Linked DNA regions of Mus musculus: region 2 is linked to region 1. Evidence: chromatin loops called from intact Hi-C (ENCODE). Cell type or tissue: left cerebral cortex. All regions are shown on one strand. Each heading gives the region's core, and the rest is flanking DNA. Links, peaks and the distances in the headings are about the cores only.

What was found. A loop is a pair of places that touch in the nucleus more often than their neighbours do. Peaks named below come from ENCODE experiments on the same cell type or tissue, not always from the same donor. Only the 100,000 strongest peaks of a DNase experiment are listed, where the experiment ranks them.
Region 2: a loop joins it to region 1, with 9 times the contacts of the local background. A loop is called at or near these places in 2 of 42 quality-filtered maps.

The regions. Positions count from the first base shown.
Region 1 is chr9:105,248,026-105,258,158 of GRCm38, reverse strand. All of the region lies in intron 12 of Nek11 (NIMA (never in mitosis gene a)-related expressed kinase 11), which reads left to right. Among named protein-coding and RNA genes, the nearest start is that of Nudt16l2, 110 kb to the right of the region's middle. In left cerebral cortex, for the core only: no CTCF peak of the experiment used is centred there; DNase peaks (open chromatin) are centred at 3,913, 4,667, 5,198, 5,550 and 2 more places; H3K27ac peaks cover 3,369 bases.
Region 2 is chr9:105,300,518-105,310,650 of GRCm38, reverse strand. The region is part of intron 6 of Nek11 (NIMA (never in mitosis gene a)-related expressed kinase 11); the gene reads left to right. Among named protein-coding and RNA genes, the nearest start is that of Nek11, 90 kb to the left of the region's middle. In left cerebral cortex, for the core only: no CTCF peak of the experiment used is centred there; DNase peaks (open chromatin) are centred at 1,635, 3,059, 4,422 and 8,198; H3K27ac peaks cover 2,377 bases.

The DNA of each region.
Region 1 (10,133 bases), core at 758-8,757:
GGAGATTCATAAGCTAAGAATGATCTAAGATTCATGGCTGAGCAAATAGTGTCAATATGTAAAAAAAAAAAAATCAAAAACAAAACAAAAAAAACCAAACCAAAACAAAACAAAAAACAAAATCAGGAAAAGAGGGAAAGCCAGGAGGAGGGGTGGTGGACATACAATGTGCCAAAATCACAGAGGCTCTGGGGGTGGGGGGTGGGCTTGGTGGAAGTGATCCAAGCCCACTTGAGCTTGGAACTCGGCCCGGGTTAAAAGCCACGGGCAGATTAGTATGTAAATGAGAAGCAAAGGAGAGAGCTGGTCCGAGAGTCAAGAGCAAGAAGCAGATGGAGATGTGGTTCTGGGACAGAAGCGGAGGCACATTTAGAGTGGAGGAAAAGCTACCTGCGATGGACGAGGCACAAGATGCATTGTACCCTGCCCAGTGCTCAGGGAAGGTGCGTAGCAACAGTGGCAGGGCCGAAGAAGTCGGATGGATGGGAACAACCCAACAAAGATGAATGGGAGTCAAATATATGCAGGGAAACTTTCCCCTGGCACGGCAGCCCGACCAGTAGTCCCTATTGGATCCTGACCATTTCCTTATCCTCAGCCTCCTAGCATTGGCTCTGTGGTAGGAGAACATTCTTGGGCCACCAGAGCCGCTTTGCCAGTGCTCTAGGAGAGAGGCAAATGCCTGTAAAAAAAAAAAAAAAAAAAAAAAGGAAAAGCAAAACCCAACAAAAGTCATTCCCTTGTCCCTAGCCCACAGAGGCTCTCTGTGAACACCTCCTCTGTTCCCCCCGCTATTGCCTTTAGAGATCCATGAGCGTAGGTTTGTGGGACTGCAGTGGGACTTTCAGATAAGGAACCCTCCTAAAAATCACCTCACAGACATTGTCTCGAGAGCCTCACCCAGGGCAGGTAGCTTTTCCAAAACTGGAAGTAGTTTCCAGCTATTGTAAGAGGTCTGCCGGAGGGAAGCTCGTAGAGATTCTTGTTTTTTCTTTATTGGTTTTACTGGTGTGCTGTTTGCCCTGGGATACCTATTGTTGCCTCAGTCACCAGTAAAAAAGTAATTTTTAAAGTTAATTTTAAGTTTTATCTTTATGGATATGGAGGTTTTTCCTGCATGTATGTCCGTGTGTCATCTGTGGGCCTGGAGCCCACAGATACCAGAAGAGGGCATCTGACTCCTTGCAACGGAAGTAACAGATGTTTGTGGCTACCATGGGGGGTGCTGAAGACTGAATCCAGGGCCTCCTTAACCACTGAGCCATCTCTCCAGCCCCTCCAAAGAGTGATTTTGGTTACCAAGCTTTTGTGCCAATACCTTCTGCACAGTATGACATAAGACATACTGCTGCCAAAAATGGGGCTCCGGCCACCTGTAGGGCAGCCTGTTTACCTTGTCCTTCCCGTGGTAGACATTGAATCTCGACCTGAACGTGCTTCCCAGTGAGGCTTGAAAACTCCAGGCTGGGTGAAGGTGACAAGAATTTCCTACAAACAGATGCAGTCGAGAAATCTGCCTGAGGGTTGTAGGCAGGACACCACCACCACGTCCAGAAAAAGCCTTTTGAGGCAGGAGACTGGTTCTGACATTAGTTAGAGGCTTGCTAAGAATGGAATAAACACCCTTACCTCCATGTGATCAGTAAGTTCCAAGGCGCTCAGAAAGTAACCTAACATCTGTATCCTGAGAGGATGGCCTGAGTTCTCTGACAACCCCATTCTCTAGGTCAGAAAGCAAGCTGAGGAGAACTCTCCAGTAGATCCTCGGATGGTTTGTTACAGGTTCAGCTGGCAAGGCTAGTAGTAGCCAGGTTTCCTTGAACCCTGGTCTATATGTTGCTATTAATGTGTTTATTCGATGATTTTTTAAATGAGTAGATTTGAGTAAAGCACTATGTGACTTAGTCCTACCCAGTCAGAGAGAGATTTCAGGCCCAGGCTTCCAGTGCACTTAACTAACCCTTCCCAGAGTCTCCAGCCAGCTGCTTGCTGCCTGCCCTATGGTCTATTCTGTGGATTTTGGAAGTTGTCAGCTGCCATAATTGTGACAATATGAGGCAATCCTGAAACTCTTATCTTAACTCACACACCCCGAGTCTGTCTTCTCCCTCGCTCCTCCTCTCCTATAATTGATTTATAAAATGTGTAATTTAAATGTATTCCTAATTATTCTCTGAGAATATGAGAAGGCAACTGTTTCCAGATTTCATAGCCATGAAAGATTTTCTCTCTCTTGGTCCCTATGAACCCATCAACATTTCACCAAGCTATGCAGAGGCAAACGCCAGATTTATGACAGGAAGTTCTGAGCTCAATCAGAAATGTGTGCCTTAACTGATGTGCGTGATGAGAACCTTCCGGAGCACCCTGCCCACACACACTGGGCAGCAGGGTCCCCGTGTATTCCATTGTGATCCCTGCTCATCGTGTGTGCTGAGAGTTCATATGGGTGAATGGAGAATGTCCTACGCCAGCAAGCCTCATCTGGTAGCTTCTTTCTGCCTCCAACTGCTGAGTTAGCAGAGGAGCTGCCAGTGGGAGACAAGTTTTCCAGGAAACGGGATGGAGTTTCATCAAAGGAGGCTCTATCTATGTCAGTCAGCAAGTTGCCAAACACACTTCATGTATATGAAAGATGCTGTTAGTGAAAGAAGCTCTTATTTCATCCATCGTGAAATGAGAGGGGGAAGCAGACACCTTATTCTGTAGCAATGCAGAGTATTAGACTTCGTGCAAGTGTTAGATATAGCACTATTTCTAGACAAATATTCATTGGCCAAGAGTAGAAAGTCATGTTTTATTTTGTTCACTACCAACAATGTGGTTGTTTGGGTCAGCAACAGCTCTGTCACCCCAGACATGTTAAAGATGCATGAATCCAAATGTTGCCAACGGTCTCAGGGGACATTTGCATACCGTGCAAATGAGATGCATACTTTCATAGTTTCCATTCTCCAGTACGACTTTTGGAGATGGATAAGGCATGAGACTAGCCCTCATGATAATATTAGCACCTTTGTAGACAAAGACTCAAAATCGCCCGCCTTCTGTTTCTTGGCTCCCGGTCATATGAGAAGATAAGAGGAGAAGGCCGTCTACAAATAACAAGAACCCTTACCAGAGAGCAGTCTGCCAGCACCTTAATCTTAGACTCCCTAGGCTTCGGAACTGTGACAATTAGTCCTGTATTTAAGCCACATACTCTACAGTTCTGCTATAAAAGCCCAGAGTGACTGCAACGTCCATCCTCCCATTCCTCCAGCCATGAGTCATTGCTCCCAAAAGCACAGGAGAGCCTTTGATCAGCTCCTCCACACTCTGGGTGTTAGACTTCTGAGCCCCATGCTATAGATGAGATATCTAAGGCCTGGGGAACTTAACCCAGTTGCTTAAAGTCCACAAAGTAGAGTGTCACGTGTCAGCAAGTGCCATATAGCCATTGGGCCAACTCTCAGGGCCACTGAGCAATCTCCTATATCGCCCCTCAGAGAGTGGATATCCCATCTCTTGTTCCTTTCTCTGAGTCTGGTGGAGAAAAGACAAATTTTGCCCAGTTGTTTTGGTTTTTGCTCTGCAAAGAAAAAAGAAAAAAAATGTTCAGAGAAATGTTCTAGTTTTGCCTAAGGGAGAATCAGTTTGACACATAAGATAAAAATCACAGACTCTAGAGCTTAAGGGAGACCTATTTCCTCTCTTCTCCCCACTTTCCCTCTCTTCCTCCCTCCCCTCCCTCCTCCCTCCCTTTCCTCTTCCTGGATCTTCCTGTGTATAGGGGGAATGGAGGGCCCTTAGGGATCTCAATCAAATATAGAGATGTCCCTTTGGATAAAATGGTAGAACCTGATGTCCTATATGTATATAAAAGGTACTGTACTATACTTAATTTAGCCCTCCATACTGAAAGGGTCATGAATATGCATTCTGGCTAAGAAAATCTCTTCTTTTCACAGTCTCATGTGTGATGCTGTAGGCTAAGCTAATCAGCGCAGTTAATTTTAGCCCTAGTTTAGAGGGTTTATTTTAGAAAAGGTCAGGGTGCTCACCTATAGCTCATTATAGCACCCAGAGAGGAAAGAATGGAAGAGAGATAAAACCAAGCAGCTGTTAGCAGCTCCCACCCCCAACACTGGAAATGCATCGTCTCTATTTGATGTTTAGTTCAGTGTGCAGTTGCTGATAGTTTGACAAGACACACACGATCATTGTTACGCCATGTGGCAGGTGGCTTCCAGTGGGACTTGGGTGGCCCATGGGGCACTTTTCCCTGAGGTGGAGGGTGGGACTGAACCCAAAGATCTCCATGTACGTACTCTGCAAAGGGAAGCCATCTCATAGGCATGTGGGTTCCATGAGGAAAGTTCTTCAGTGTGGCTCTGGTCCAGGGCTGCCATGGGATGGAGTCACATTTCCCTCCCTCTAAGTCTCATGTGGGGCCTGGGGTTTTCTATTCTTCTGCAGGGGTGGGAACTGGTGATGAAGGGGGATGCTGTGCTGGCTGGGTAGGAGCAGAGGGTGAGAGAGGTAAAGCAAACACATCCCAGGGATGAAACTGTGGGCCGTAGACCAGCAGGGCGAGCGGGAGAGAACAGACATTCTATAGCATGGCACTCGTGGAAAGAGCCTCAAACCCTGTCATGTGACCACTGAGCTCATGGAATGTAGCTGATGTGACTGAATTTGTCGTTTAATTTTAATAATTGTAATTTAAGTAGCCGCATTGGCTGGTGGCTACAATTCTGATAGAAAAATTCTAGAAGGAGTAGCACACTAAAGAAATGAATTTGGAACACAGGAGACAAGGGCAGAGAAAAACACAGAATTCAGGTTACAAAGTCAAGTTGTCTGCCAGGAACTAGAAAAATAAACCAGGACTAGGGATGAAGCTCAATGGTAGAGCATACCCCCTCCAGCATACATACACATGCACACTCATACGCACACGCTTGCGCACGCATACACACACACACACTCACACAAACACACACACACACACATACACCTGTCTCTGCCTGGACCAGGGGTCATCCAAACAAAGGCCCTTTTAACTGTGTCTGTAAAGGAAAGCTATCAAATTCTTTATTAGGGGGCCAGCCCCGGAAAGCAGACAGAAAGCCATACTGAGATTCCTGTGCTGAGTTCTGTTGGCAGTGAGGGCTCACTGAAGGAGTTGGTGTTTCAGCAAGATTTGCAGTCCACTGTGGAAGACCATGGAGGTGTGAGACAGGAGCTCTGCAGAGCTGGCTGTTAAAAACTATATGGACTGTGCATTTGTCCCTCAGCCTATGAGTGTGCTCATGTCACTGGAGGCCTCCACATCCTCCACTGGACTGTACATCAGTCTAAATTGTCCCTTAGCAAATGTGCAGCTGCAAGCACCAGCCCCACTAAATGTTACAGTGATTGAAAATTGCAATCCCTTCCCACGGGCCCAGAAAAGGGCTCTTTGTAATGAAATACAGAGGCAGCAGCCATTTGTTGTGTGGAATAACTGCCTCTCTGGGACTTCCACAATGGACCCACAGTGTCAGTAAAAGGCAGGTTCACCAAGAGAAGAAATGACAGCTGCCTTTATTGCAGGGGACCCTTTATTCTCCACGGCTTCTGAACTTGGTGAGTAATTCTAATGGCCGCCTTCAGGAACTGGGACACCCTGAGAATAGTCTCAGGCCCGGCTGGTGATTCACCAAACAGCCCAGATGAACCATCTCCTGGTTCACAGCAGGGGACAGATGGCTTACAAAAACTGAAAACAAACAATAAACCAACACTAGCTTGAAGTTTAGAAATTGATAAAATACCCTTTCTCAGTCAGCAAAGTTTTGGAGCCTTTTTCTTCAGGTTGTGTGGGCGAAGTTGTGTGCTATCCACGGGTGGGACGTCGAGTGCCCCATTGGCTATGGAGAGAATGAAGGATGAGGGTTTAGGAAACATATTAACTATGATGGAGTCTATCAGACAGGCTATCTCTCTCTCTGGGGAGTGTTTGTCTCTAGCTGTTCTGTCTATCAGTGCCTTTATGTACTGATAATGATTCAGCCCACATGTCAGCTAGATAACTGCCCCCGGCAGCCAGCAGAAGCACCTAGAAAATCCAAGTCTGCTAAGGAGTTGCACCACACTCTAGGGTAACTTTGGCTGAGGCCTTGAACTTGATGGGTCTGCAGGATGGGGCTATAAGGTTTAGTATGAAAATGTGCTCCCTGGCTCTCTGTCTGTCTCAGTGTTCTGTTGCTGTGAAGAGACACCATGACCGTGGCAACTCTCATAAAGGACAATATTGAACTGGGGCTGGTTCACAGTTCCAGAATTTGAGTCCATTAGTCATGGCAGAAAGCACAGAATAACGCAGGCAGGAACGGTGCTGGGGATGGAGCTGAGTCCTGCGTCCAGATCATCAGGCAGCAGGAGGAACAAGACTCTGGGCCTGGCTTGAGCATTTCAAACCTCAGCACTCCCTCTAGCAAGGCCACACCCACCCCAACAAAGCCAAGCCTCCCAATCTTTGTCAAGTAGCATCTCTCCCTTATAACCACACATTTAAGTATTTGAGCCTGTGTTGGCCATTACTATTCAAACTGCCATACTGTTGTCATCAGCACTTGGAATGGTCAACTCACAAGGACTTTTCTTTTTACTTTGTCTCACAATTTGGGAAAGTTCAGCCTGTGGCCAGTTGTTTCCGTTGTGGTTTGGGATCCACGGTGAGTCAGCACATCATATTGGGGACACTCGACAGGGCTATTTACCCTACGGTAAGAACTTGGAAGAGAAAGGAAGAGACCATGGAACCACTGTGTCCTTGGGGGAACAAGCCTTCAGTGACCTGAGATCTGTCAACAGAATCTGTAGACTAAAAATTCCTTTCTATTAAGTTATGGGTTGGGACCAAGCCTCCAACACATAGACCTCTGAGGGACATTTAATATCCAAACTACAACATCTGACAGGTAAACTTAGAGCATGCAAGAGAAAAGATAGAGTGGGGTGGGGCTCCAAAAGCACCTTCCTCCTCCCTCACCCTCCAGCGAAGCTTCTGAGAGCCTTTGAATGGGATGCTACGATGGAGTTCATAAGCCCATATCTTTTAGAGATCTTAGGATTCTTTTATTCCAAAAATTGTGAGTCTCTTCGTTGAGCTAACATGGAGGTGCTATCGTGATCAAGATGAGCATGTATTCTGCCCCCCTGGGCTCATAGGTTAGGAGGGAAATTATTTTAACTTGAACAGACATTAAGTGACAGTTTTGTACTGAATTAGTAGTGTGCATCAGATGACTCACCTGGAGGGGTTGTTGAAACACATTATGTTTTATGGTATTGAACCAAGAGCCCTGCACGAGGTAGGTAAGTATTATAGCATTGAGCCCCATCCTCAGAACACATTGAACTAATTAAATAGGTCGGGGCTGGCGATGGGCTTAGAACTTGTATTTCTGTTGAGATCCAAGTGCTGCTATTCTTTGCACAGGGCATACCAGGGGTCGGAATCACTTGGGATGATGATAGATGGACAGGTGGAGATTACCCTTCTGAGTCTCTGTGCTTGGGCTAATGAGATGGTTCAGAGGGCCGAGTGTTTGCTTTGCAGTGTGAGGATTGGAGTTGGGATCTTCAGCACCCACATAAAAGCCAAGCAGGCACAATGTCTGCCTGTAATCTCAGAGTCCCCAAAGTGGAAACAGACAGATCCTCAAGACAAGCTAGCTAGAGCTAGACCAGCTAAATCAGTCAACTCCAGGTTCAGGAAAAGATTCCATCTCAGAAAGGAAGCAGGGAGCAATTGGGAAAGACAACGGAGCCCAACACACACACACACACACACACACACACACACACACACACACACACACACAAGACAGAAGACTATTCCCTGATTTAGTCTGAAACAACATACAGGAAAACTAGCTCTTTAAGAAAAGTTCTATACTGTATATCTGATTACTAATCTGAAGCACAGAGAGCTGATCTAACAATACTTGAAACAACGGAGGCTTTTATCTAACATATCACCACTATGTCAGTTTCTCCTCCAGTGCCCAGTGTGATAGTCTTATATCTCTGTGTTGGCAGCATCATTACAAATGCAGAAGTTCGTACCTTACCCAGGTCCACTGAATTGGAAGTGCTGGAGGGAGGGCTGTTGTAACTGGACGACTAGCTGGCTCTCATGCACCTGCAAATATGACCCGCCTGGGATCGAGGAGTGAGAGCTGGCTCGAGTCCGGGTGAGGCTCTGGCATTCACTGTTCTCAGCTCCTGTGAGACAACCTCCTGGCATAATGAAGAGTCAGGTTTTCTTTCAAGCTGGAACCCCACACTTTATTGTCCAGTGTCTTTCAGAGCCTCTGGGGGCGGGCAGTTAGGAGATTTTAGCAGCAAAGATAAATGTTCCTTATTCACTGTAAAGTGGCACTAACCCAGAAGCTAGGGTTCATGTTGTTTACTTTCTAGCTTCATGGTCATGGTGCATGTGTCTCTGTGACCTTTTTCTGGTTTTAGCTTTCACTTTCCTTATCTGAGCAATGGTCATCCAGATCTAACTTGAAGACTTGATATAACCATAAATGGAATAATAGTTGTGAAAACGTACCTTTAAAATCACACAATGCTGTGCATCACGGAGGCTGCTCACCATTCACTTCCATATTCCTGTTCATGAAGTAGACACCGTCTCATTGTTTATAACGCCATAGAGAGCAGAAGCAATTGAGGCACAGCTCTAGCTCCTCTAAAGTAGGTGGTCTCTCCTAATAGTTTGCTTTAGCATATGAAGAGTGGAAGATGCAGGGCTAGGAGAGGATCACATGTCCCTTATTAACGTGATTCTGGATGTCCTAAGACACTTTTACTTGAGTAGTTGTTAACAGGTATGGCTCCTGGACCAGCAGCATCCATAGCAGCTTGGAACTTTATAGAAATGAAAATTGTGGGGCTGGAGGAATGGGACAGTGTGATGGTTTGTATATCCTTGGACCAGGGAGTGGCACCATCTGAAGGTGTGGCCTTGTTGGAATAGGTGTGTCCTGGTTGGAATGGGTGTGTCACGGTGGGTGTGGGTATACGATCCTCACCCTAGTTGCCTGGAAGTCAGTCTTCCACTAGCAGCCCTTGGATTAAGACATAGAACTCTCAGCTCCTGCGCCATGCCTACCTGGATACTGCCCTGCTCTCACCTTGATGATAATGGACTGAACCTCTGAACCTGTAAGACTTGCTTCGGTCATGGTGTCTGTTCACAGCAGCAAAACCCTAACTAAGACAGACAGTGATTAAGAGTACTTGTTGATCTTGCAGAGTACCCAAGTTCAGTTCCTAGAACCCAAGTTGTATGGTTCAAAACCAAGCATAACTCCAGCTCCAGCTCCAAGGTATCCAACGCCTTGGAAGTTACTCTCTCTCTCTCTCTCTCTCTCTCTCTCTCTCTCTCTCTCTCTCTCTCTCTCTCTCTCTCATGTGCTACCCAGAAGTACAAAATCAGCATTTTGGGGGGTTGGAACCTAGCACTATGTACCAATTAACAAGTCCTATAGGTGACCCTAGTGCTCTGTCATCTTAGAAGGGATTTGTTTGGGTCTTGACTGAAGTATCTGACAAAGGCCACCCTTTCTGTGGCTTAGAAAATAACTTCTCTTCCCCTCAAGTATGGATTTGCAACACTGGTGTCCAAGCTCGGACAGCCATTATTGCATTCCTTCATAAGTATGCCCTGTCACTGCCCACCCAGCACAGGAGAAATCTGGAATGTGTCTGTTATGAGGCTGACTTCAGGGTGTGAGGAAATTAAAGCTATTTATCACAGTCTGGTTTTCCCTCAATGTCAGGAGAAATGAGCCTTAGCCGAACAAGGCTTCAAATTGGGCTCACTACAGAAAAACATGCAGCTTGACAAACACACTTGAAGCAGGCTTACATTTGTTCTGATTTTCCTGTTTGAAAACAATTCCCCTTCTCAGCAGCACCAAAGTAGGGCAGTGTGCTCAAGAGACACTGCAGATGGAGCCATTCCAGTCTGTCTCATGAGTCAGGTACGGGTAGCACAAATCCTGACCCTTGATCACTCTTTCCTTCTTTAGAAGATCATAGGTTCAAGAGGATAAGATACTAAGGCTCTTTGTGCACAGTGGACCCTGTTA
Region 2 (10,133 bases), core at 1,282-9,281, 52 kb before region 1:
ACATAGAGGGACAGGACCCATCTCTGCCTGGCCAAAGGATGTATATTGGAGAACTATAATTATACCCGTGCCAATTCCCCTATAAGGCATTCCAAACCCAACAGCCTGATGTCTAGCCTACATAGGAACTGCTCTGGTTAAGGGCAAGTGAAACGGGCCTTTTGTACCAGCATTTTCTTCAGCAGCAACTCAGAAGGGGAAGGCTAGGGGGATGTCAGTCCCTGACACAGGAGCCCCTGCCAATTTGGCTTATGTCTCTGCTTCTCTCTCTCTCTCTCTCTCTCTCTCTCTCTCTCTCTCTCTCTCTCTCTCTCTCTTTTTAATCAGGAAGCTACAGATTCCTTCCTAGCCTGTTTTCAGTCAGAGGGGGCTTCAGGTTAAACTATTCTCTCTGCTCCAAGGTTCTCTACCAGTTTCAGGGTGAAGACTGTGCCCAGTGCAAATGGGTATCATCTAATGCCAGGGAGCAATCAAAGGCTGTGCTGAGCACCTCACTGTATAAAAGATTTTACTCCCAGGCTTTAGAACTGCCCATGTTACATTGGCTGTAGCAAGTCACATGGCACAGCCAGTATCACCAGGGAAGGACGTGTCTACCCGTATGTGAAGGGGAAAGGAACACGTGGAGAGAACAGTCACTCTTCTTAGAGGATCCATCTTGTGAGGACCCCAGACTGGGTTGTAGCAAATGTGCTGGAGTGGGGAGGTTGGGACAGATGAAAGAGAGGTAGGTTTTTCTTTAACCTGGCACGGTCTTCTACTTGTGATGTTCGTTCTATCTTAACAAGCCCTGGGAGACTGCATAAAACGAGTAAGGCAGCTGGAGCCATAGCCATGATCTCTGTGTGAAGCACTTTGCATCACATTAGCAGTGGGGCTGCTGCCAAATCTTTAAGGCAGCAGTGGATTGGTAGCAGCTGGAAGTGGAAGAATGACTACTATGTTACCAACCTCCTCTCCACTGTAGGCGAGCGCTGTCCGTGGTCCTTCCTGGACCTTCTGGTTTGTATTGAGTGTTTAGTTCTGGCCTCAAGAATATCTGAAGATGAAAACTGCTTTTCTAGCCAGTTTTTCTTGAGCCATTCCTCTTTCTTGTCTCCCCTTCCCCTGGTTATTGGCCTTGATATTCCATTGGCCAAATTCCTGTAGAGGACATGGTAGTACTGGGGGGGGGGGCTACAAGGGTCAGATATCATCAAACTCTAGAAATTATGGAAAGGAGTATTTATGACTTTTACAAAAAGAAGAAAATTCATCTAAACCCATTTTCTTCTATAATTGTTCATATATAAATGAATAAATACACACGTGCACACACACACACACACACACTTTTTCTTGATCACACCAGTTTCAAGTGCTCAGTACCCCCATGTGGCTCTTGTCTGCAGGAATATGGAGGATGTCATCAGTAAGGGGACTTCTGTTGGGTTGTTCTGAGCTATCACCCATTCAGCCACTTCAGGCTTTGTCCTCATCCTGCCTTGGGCTTGAGAAGGGCCCCTGCTGGTGTCAGCTGTTAGTCAGTCTCTCTCTCCCCTTAACTCCCCTTCCCTCTGTTATCCTCCTCCTTCTCTCCCTCTCCCTCCACCTCTCTCTTTCTATCTCTCTCTCTCTGTATGCATGTGCCAGTAAAGTACCTCAGCTGTCATTCCTCAAGTGTCATCTGCTTTATATTTTTAGAGTAGGCTACACCAACCCCCGCCCCCCCCCCCCCCCGCCGGGAACTGCACATCTCTGTCTCCAGCACTGGTATTTCAGGCAGGCTTTTCATCACATTTGCAGTTTGTTTCTTTGGTTGTTGGTTTTGTTTTTGTTGTTTAGATGTGGGTCCTGGAAGGACTGAACCTGGCCAGGTCCTTGTGTAGACAAAACAGAGTTTTTACTGACTTTGCTTTCTCCTGGCCCTGCTGCTGCTCTTAAATAGCCCATTGGACTCTCCGATGCACATCTGGCACGTCCATGGGCTGTGCTTCTCAGGTTTTAGCTCCTATGGTAGCTTCATCACATTCTTCCCTTGATCTCTCCTCACATAGATGACACACTCCTTGGGGTATTAGCACTAATGTTTGTTTTCATCTACTTGTAATTTGAAGTTCGAGGTTCTAAGTTTTCACTTAACTGCAGAAAATAAGAGGAATGGGATTTTTGCTTTGCCTCCTGGTTTCCCTGCTTTAGGTGGAAACTGGGTGACAGTCCAGAAGCGACGCTTCCTGTCTAGCTGCATTCCCTCCCAGACGCTCAGGATCAACCTTGAACGCACCTCTCTGGTGCTCTGTATGGGCGGCGGGGGTTTGAGGAGCTTTGACAGGAGCCGTAGTGCTCTCTGACCAGTGGTAAACTCCTGCTGTATTGTATATGTCTTAAGCTTTTCAAGTAGCCAGTGTCCCCTGTTTTGTTTTATCCTTTTTATTTTCTTTGTACTTGAACAATTTATGCTAATATTCAATTTTAAGTAAAAAGGTGTTTAGGTTATTATGCACCAAAGGCAAATCCACTGCGCTTGTATTAACTTTATATTTCTTCATACAATTAACTGTGGCTATTATGTATACTTTCTAAGTTTTACTTTTCTTTTTGAGAATTTTATCCATGAGCACTTTATTACATCATTTCCATCCTTCCTGCACCCCCTCCAACTTCTCCTCTCTTGTAGCCCTACACCCAAATGCATGATCTCTTCTTTTATAATTATTATTGTTACTGTGTGTGTGTATGTGTGTGTGTGTGTGTGTGTGTGTGTGTGTGTGTGTGTGTGTGTGTGTAAAACCCACTAAGTCTATTTAATATTGCTCTTATTTGGAATTGGTTAACGTAGGAACAGGTTAATTGTTGGAGTAGATTGTTTCTTCCTCTCAGCAGCCATTAATCTCCTGGAGTTGTGTGTGTGTGTGTTTACTGAAAACATCAGAATGCCTCTCACTCACATCAAATGAAAATATTACCTAGCAGATAATACGATTTTCCAGCACTGCTGGGGCAGGTTTCTGCTGGAAGGTCTGGCAGATCTTTAAAGAGGTAAATTTAGCTGCACAGAGACAGGCGGTTGGCATTTCATTTGCAATTCATTAAGAGGCCATGCTTCAGAAACTCTCCCATAGGTGTAGCAACTTGGGTAGATGGCAAGCAGGGGGATTTAGGGTGGAATATGTCTCACGTGCACCTGATCCCCACTTTCCTCTTCACTGTGTACACTGGGATCCCTCGAGGACAGATTGTTTAACTCTTCAAAGTTGGAGGTATTTTAGGGAAAGAAAGGAATGCAAGACACAGACTTCTAAATAAAACTCTCTCTCTCTCTCTCTCTCTCTCTCTCTCTCTCTCTCTCTCTCTGTTTCTACTTCTGCTTTCCAATACTGGTGCTTTCTGTCTTCAAAAGGATAGAAGTTAGAAGTTAGGAGGTGATATGATAATTTTCACATAACAGTATTTGGTTAGAAGTTGGAGAAAATAAAAGTATAGATATATGCAATTACAGCTATCAGAATAAACAATGAATCTAGGTGATAGATTTTAAAATATGTGACTGGACAATGAAGCCATCTTTGACTCCAAATGTTGCAGAAGCTTGTTCAGTCACATTGTCTCGTTTTCCTTTCACTAGCACCTACCTATTTCATGTACTTTTGTTGGAGTAAGTGTGTCACTGGGGGCTGGCTTTGGGGTTTCATTGCTTAAGCCAGGCCCAGTGCCTCTCCCTGCCTACTGCCTGTGGATGCAGATGTAGAACTCTCAACTACTCTTCAGCACCATGTCTGCCTGCATGCAGCCGTGCTTCCCACCATGACAGTGGACTAAACCTCTGAGGTGTAAGTCAGCACCAATTAAATGTTTTCCTTGTTAATGGTGTCTCTTCACAGGAATAGAACATTGACTAAAAGACTGTTGCTCCCACACAGCCCTTCTGACCCCTTAGAGAGAGGTGGGATGTGTTTGGCTTTGTTCTTTCGACCTCTGTCTTTTTAATTTTTTCTTAAAACCTTTTATATGTAGCGTAACAAGTAATGATTTGTTTTTGTTGGTTTTTAGCCATTCTAGGAGCATGCAGAATTACTACCCAGGAGTGCTTGTTTACATCTCTCTGATGTCTAACAGTGTTGAACATCTCAGTTTTGATCTTTTAGTATCTGTTGAAGATTTCTCTCTTCTCTCTGTCTGTCTCTGTCTCTCTCTCTTTCCCCATATGAAGTGTAGTTTACCTTAACCTTTGCCTTAATCAAGCAATAGAATTTTCTTATGTCTGTATTTGAAAACAGTTCTTTTCTGTTCCATCAGAATCTTTCATCTTTTTCAATGCCACGCTCTTATAAGGAATACATTGTTAAGCTAAGTGTTTTTTTGTAGCCCTTCCATCTAAAGTTAGAGTCATCTTGACACTTCCTACATAGGAAGAAAAGCCAAGTAAGATTCCAGCCACTATTGCAGATGTCTGCAAACCATGTTAGGAGAAAGCAGCATTTTCCTCTTAACTGAATCTCCCTGGGTGACTGGATCCGCCTTCCCCTCTGCCCCTCTTATTCTTTGGTCTTCATTAATTTCCTGCATCACTATATTGTAGCCAACACTGGAGGATCTGGCACACCTCTTAGGTTTATTTATAGATATTTGACATTTTGTTATGTTAGTGTGAGTGGCACAATTAATTTCATTTTAAGATGCTCTTGTTGCAGACTTAGAGATAAGAACGGCCGTTGTATGGAGCAGGCTTGCTAAGTCCATGTACTTTCAAAGGCTTTAGAGTCTTTTGAGCTTTTTATGTAAGCAGTCATTTTGACATGATGAATGATGGGTTAATGTTCCTAGCTGATTTTTAAGTTATTTTTTCTAGCCTTATTGCCCTAGGTAACACATTCATTTCCTGTAGTATAGATACGGTATATTGATTCTTATCTTGATCCCAATCTCAGTAGGAAATTGTAAACTTTCAGTATTTCACCAATAAGTTTATTTTTTTTGACTATATATTTTAAAGCTCTAAAAACAAGGCTAAGGAAATTTCCTCCTGCTCCCATTATGCTGTGCTTTCTTCTTTATAAAACTGCAGATGCATTTGACCACTGACCACCGTGAATAAAATGCTTCTTCCCCATCTGTTAAGGTGATGTTACAGTTTATCTTTTGTTTCCTATAATGAGGCAAATCTTATTAATTGACGATTTAAATGCTAGATCAATACCATATTCCTGAAATAAAATCTCTTGTTAATACAAGCCTTTAAAATATATCATAACATTCTATTTGTGGTGTGTGTGTGTGTGTGTGTGTGTATGTGTGTGTGTGCACGCGCACGTTTGTGTGCATGCATGTACCTTGTTTATATCTTCCTCCGACTTCCCTCTCTTAACTTTCCTCAGGTACCCTACACCATACCAATGCCCACTCTTTTGGTAACCCACTGTATCTAATCAGCACTGTGTGTTGGAATGCTGACTGGTCATCTTGTCTTGATGCTGTGCATGTAACCATAGCTTTAGTGAATCCGTGTGGGCAATAGCCAGGCCATGTCCAGAAGGCAGCATTTCACAGCTCCCTTCCCAGTCCTCAAGCTCTTACCTTCTTCTGTCTCTCTACTGTGACAGCCCCTGAGCCTGGATATGTGGTTGACATAGGTAAACCATTTAGGGCTGAATACTTAAGAGTTACACTTTGGGCACTTATGAGCCTCAGCATTAACTGATGTAGAGAAGCTAAGATCTGGGACAGCATTAGTTTATGTGTAAAAACATAAAAATTTGGAGGACAGGTTGACCCCCAGCAGTGGTGGCACATTTCTTTAATCCCAGTACTTGGGAAGCAGAGGCAGGTGACTCTCTGTGAGTTCAAGACCAGCCTGATGTACTCAGTGAGTTTCAAGACATCCAAGACTACACAGAGAAGTCCTGTCTCAAAAAAAATTGACAACATGTTTGACCACATTTCTATTTAGGTGTATTTAGTAAATTGTTGTCTTTCCCTCCCCTGCTGTTGAAAATGTTTCTTTAAACTTCATTTCATGTGATTTTCTTTCCTTTTTGCATACAAAGCATTAACTGTTCTTTGTTTCATTGATTCTTCTCCTGCTTCTTCAACCCTAGCGCCTGCCCCTGTTTTGATATTTTTTTAAATTATCAAGCTTGATTATAGACTGAGACCTCTATTTTTTTTATGTACCTAGTGCTTTTGATTTCATTAATTTCATTCAATAAGCTTTACTGTTTAAGGACTTTGTAGATGTATATTTCTTAATTCTTACGTAGTTGGAGATTTCCTAGCCCCTTCTCCCGTCCTCCTCTCTCTGTTCTCACGTCTAGCTTACTTGCTCTGCAGCCAGAGCATATGCTCTCAAGAGTTTGATTCTTGAAGTCATTGAAACTTGTCTATGACTCCGTGTATTGTTAGTCTTGATAAATGGTTCACTAGTTCTTGAAAATAATATGAATTTTGTCATTATAGAATGTGTCAGCTTGTGTTTGTCTTCTTACTTCCTTTTGACTTTGATGTCTTTGTGTTCTGGTAGCCAGCAGGATGATTATGAACCACACGACTGAGCATTTATTTTTCCCTTTAATTCTGATGTCCTTTACACACAGACACTTGAGACATGCACTTTTAAAGTTATCACATGCTTCTGATAGCTTTCTTTATTGATACATCATCTTGAACTTAGTAGTGATTCCTCCCTCAAAGCCTGTGTTCACCTATTCGAGTATACCTACTAGCAATCTTTTGGCAAGTGTTTGCATGACATATCTTTGTCTTTTGAACTTATATTTATTTGTGGAGAGTTGTCATGTCATGATAGGCATGTGGAGCTGCTTGCCTTCTACCATGGTCACTTCAATTACACTCCTGCCAGCAGGCTTGCCAGCAACCTTCACCTGCTAAGACATCTCACCAGCTCTGCATGCTATAACTGTGAATTTTCTCATGTGCAGATACATTCCCAAGGGTATTTGGAGAGCAATGGAGTTTGTTGTTGTTGTTGCTTTTTGTTTTGTTTTTGTTTTTGTATTAAATCTTTTTAAAGGTTTTCAAAGTTGAACTATTTTACTGATGCCCTAATCCTTAGCCCCGAAAGACTGTCCTTGGGGAGAGGGGGTAAGAAGGCTCAGAATCAAGGACAAAAGTCTCTGGGAGCCCGGTAAGAAGCAGAAGCAGGCTCGTTTATTGCAGAATTGGGGAGTGCCTTTATACCCTCCACTTATGCCCCACTGGTCTATAACTTCTATCTCCATGTAGTTGGCACTATCTGATTGGTTGTTCTGGTTATACTCTCTTTCGTCATCTGTCTCCAGGCATCAGGCAGGTTTCAGGGTTAATAAACTTGGAAGCAACTATTGCACATGCGTGAGCCACTTTAGGCTGCCAATCAGAACATGCATACATATCTGCCTACATATCCACCTTTTTCTTTTAAAAATTGGCAACTCAGTGGGAACCAGAGTTCTGTGCTCTGACCTTGTTGACCCCACCTAAGGGGGCGACCAGCAGAAGGAGCCTTGCCTGTCTTAGGTTAACCTGGGATCTTCATTGACTAACAGCTGTGGAAGGAGAGCCACTCTGGAAAGTCTGCCTGGGTGGTAGGGGAGCCTAATTAGTGGTCCTCTGCATTTCTGTCAACCAAGCCTGCACCATTGTTATAGGTAGTCTCTTTTCAGGGCATTCAAGGGCTATAAGTACTCTCAGCGTGGTCTTGTTGATGTAGCATTGATGTGACACATGCTGTATAAGGCACTTGAGAAGAATAATTATTAATAGCACAGCCCCTCCCAAAGTTCCATATGTGGTGATCCAAGAGGGACTCTCGGAGCCTTTGGAAGTTCTCCCTAACCTTGTTAACAAAGGAGGCGTCAAAGTTTAACACTTTGACCCTACTCAGATTTAGAGTTTGAATCTTTTGAGACAATGAGAGGGAATAATTAAAGAACTGTTGTGACTAGGAGCTACATATGAATTTGGCCAACTCCTCGTGTCTCTGGGTATCGTTGTCCACCCTTAAGGAAGTCAAACAGATAGAGGAAAAGCAAGGGTCACAGTTAAGCATGGCCATCGACTGCTAGGTGTTCAGTTTATTGCAGAATTGAGGAGTGCCTTTATACCCTCTACCCATGCCCCGTTGGTCCATAACTGCTAGCTCCATGTAGTTGGCACCATCTGATTGGTTGTTCTGTCATCATTTGTCTCCAGGCCATCAGGCAGGCTTTAGGCTTAGCAAGTGTGGAGGCAACTATTACACATGCGTGGGCCTCTGTGGGCCACCAGTCAGAACATGCTGACTCATTCCTCCTGCATTTCACTGTTAGATTTAGTGTGACCATGTCTGTGTTGTATCTTATGTTTATGCCCTGTGTTCCATTTGTTTCATTTTTATTATTATCTCCTTCTTTCCTTTTAGTTTAAAATTTTATAGTTGAATTTTATTTCTCCTGGCTTGCTTTACTTCTATATTATCTTTCAATTATAACTCAAGGAAATACAATATGCATCCTATTGCTGTCTAGTAAAAATATCAGTATGACTTCTTTTCACTAACACACGGAACTAGACACACATCACATGTCTGGTTCTCTTCTGTCTTTTGTCTTATTCTTGACATAGACTTGTTTAGACCCAACAAGCTATTATCAGTGTTGTTGCGTAGCAAGAATGTTCATTTATACATATCTATTTGATGCTATTTGTCAGTCCTAATGTTGCTTGTTTCTGCCTGGGATCACCCTTCTAGAACATGTTTAGTGCTTTCCTGCTGGCAAGGAACACTCTGTTTTTATTTTTCTAAAAATATCAATATGTATGTGAAGAAATCTATCTTCTTTGATGCTAAAATATCAGTATATCAAAATTCCTATATAAGATAACATTTGATACTCTCATACTCTTATAGATGGACTCCTAACACCGCCCCCCCCTTTTTTTTCCTAATTGAAAAAATAGAGTGTTTGGAAGAAAAATGTTTTCATTCAAGAGTTAGTTATCCTATTTGCTACTTTGTATCCTTGATCAAGTCACTTGGCTTCTCCCAGCCAATTTCCTTGTCCATGAGTTGAAAAAGAAATCCAACATTGGCTCAGTGTCACTGGGAAGTCTGAGCTCCTTTTGTGTTGTGACAGGCATGAAAGTGCTTTGTAACCAGCCAAAAGCTTTAGTGTTATTAAATGCTTATTGGAACAGAAACATTTTCAGTGTACATATTCAGAATTCTCTTACATACATGCACTTCTATAAGAAAGCACAGAACAAATTCTATGTTTGTGTGTTTATTTATATATATTCTCCCCTTTCTAAGCATTGTGTTAAAGGTTCCATAACATATAGCTTTTAAACAGCCTGTCATAAACTCATGTTTTTCATCTTTTAAGCAACCACCATGAAAAGGGAAATCTGGCTGTTATATAACCCACAATACCCATGAGATTTTTTTTTTAAAGCCTTTTTTTTTTTTTTTTTTTTTTTTTTAATACTGAGCTTAGGGAAGACATTAAGTTTCATTCTCTGTATACTGTGGGAGCACTAGGACCAGGTTTCTGCCAGCTCAAAGGCACCACTTGGCATGGCTAATGCACCCCAGCACTGGGCTGCTCTCTGGTTTGATCCCCTGTTTCTTGAGCCCCAAGGAGAATTATACATTTGAATGTGAGTTACAAGTAGTTTCTCTCCCACTCTACTTGCAAATGGAGTCTATTCAGAAAACTAATAAATAATGCCAGCTTCCCTTTCAGCATACAGAGTACACAGCAGAGGGCAGGTCAGGCTAATAAATTAAAACTTCATTCTGCATACATAACTTTAAAAAACTACCTCAGGAAGGTAGCGTGTAACCTCATTTTGTTTTTCTTTCATAAAAGCTCATTTTAAAATACCCAGCTACATTAATCAGATTTTAGACTCTTCATCGTGCACAGACATCTTGCTATTGGATTGTTTATTTTTTTCTTTGGAAAATGTAATGTGCATATTTCTTTCTGTGCTTCATCCTTTGATAGGTCTTGGACTTGTGTGCTGTGTGCCTGCATGCATGTGTGTGTTCATGCATGTAGTGTGTGTATGTGTGTCCCTGTCTGTTTGCCTGTCTGTTTTTCTTTTGAGTTCAGGATTGTTTGTTTGTTTGTTTGTTTGTTTGTTTTTCTTGTAAATATGTACTCTGTAGACAACCC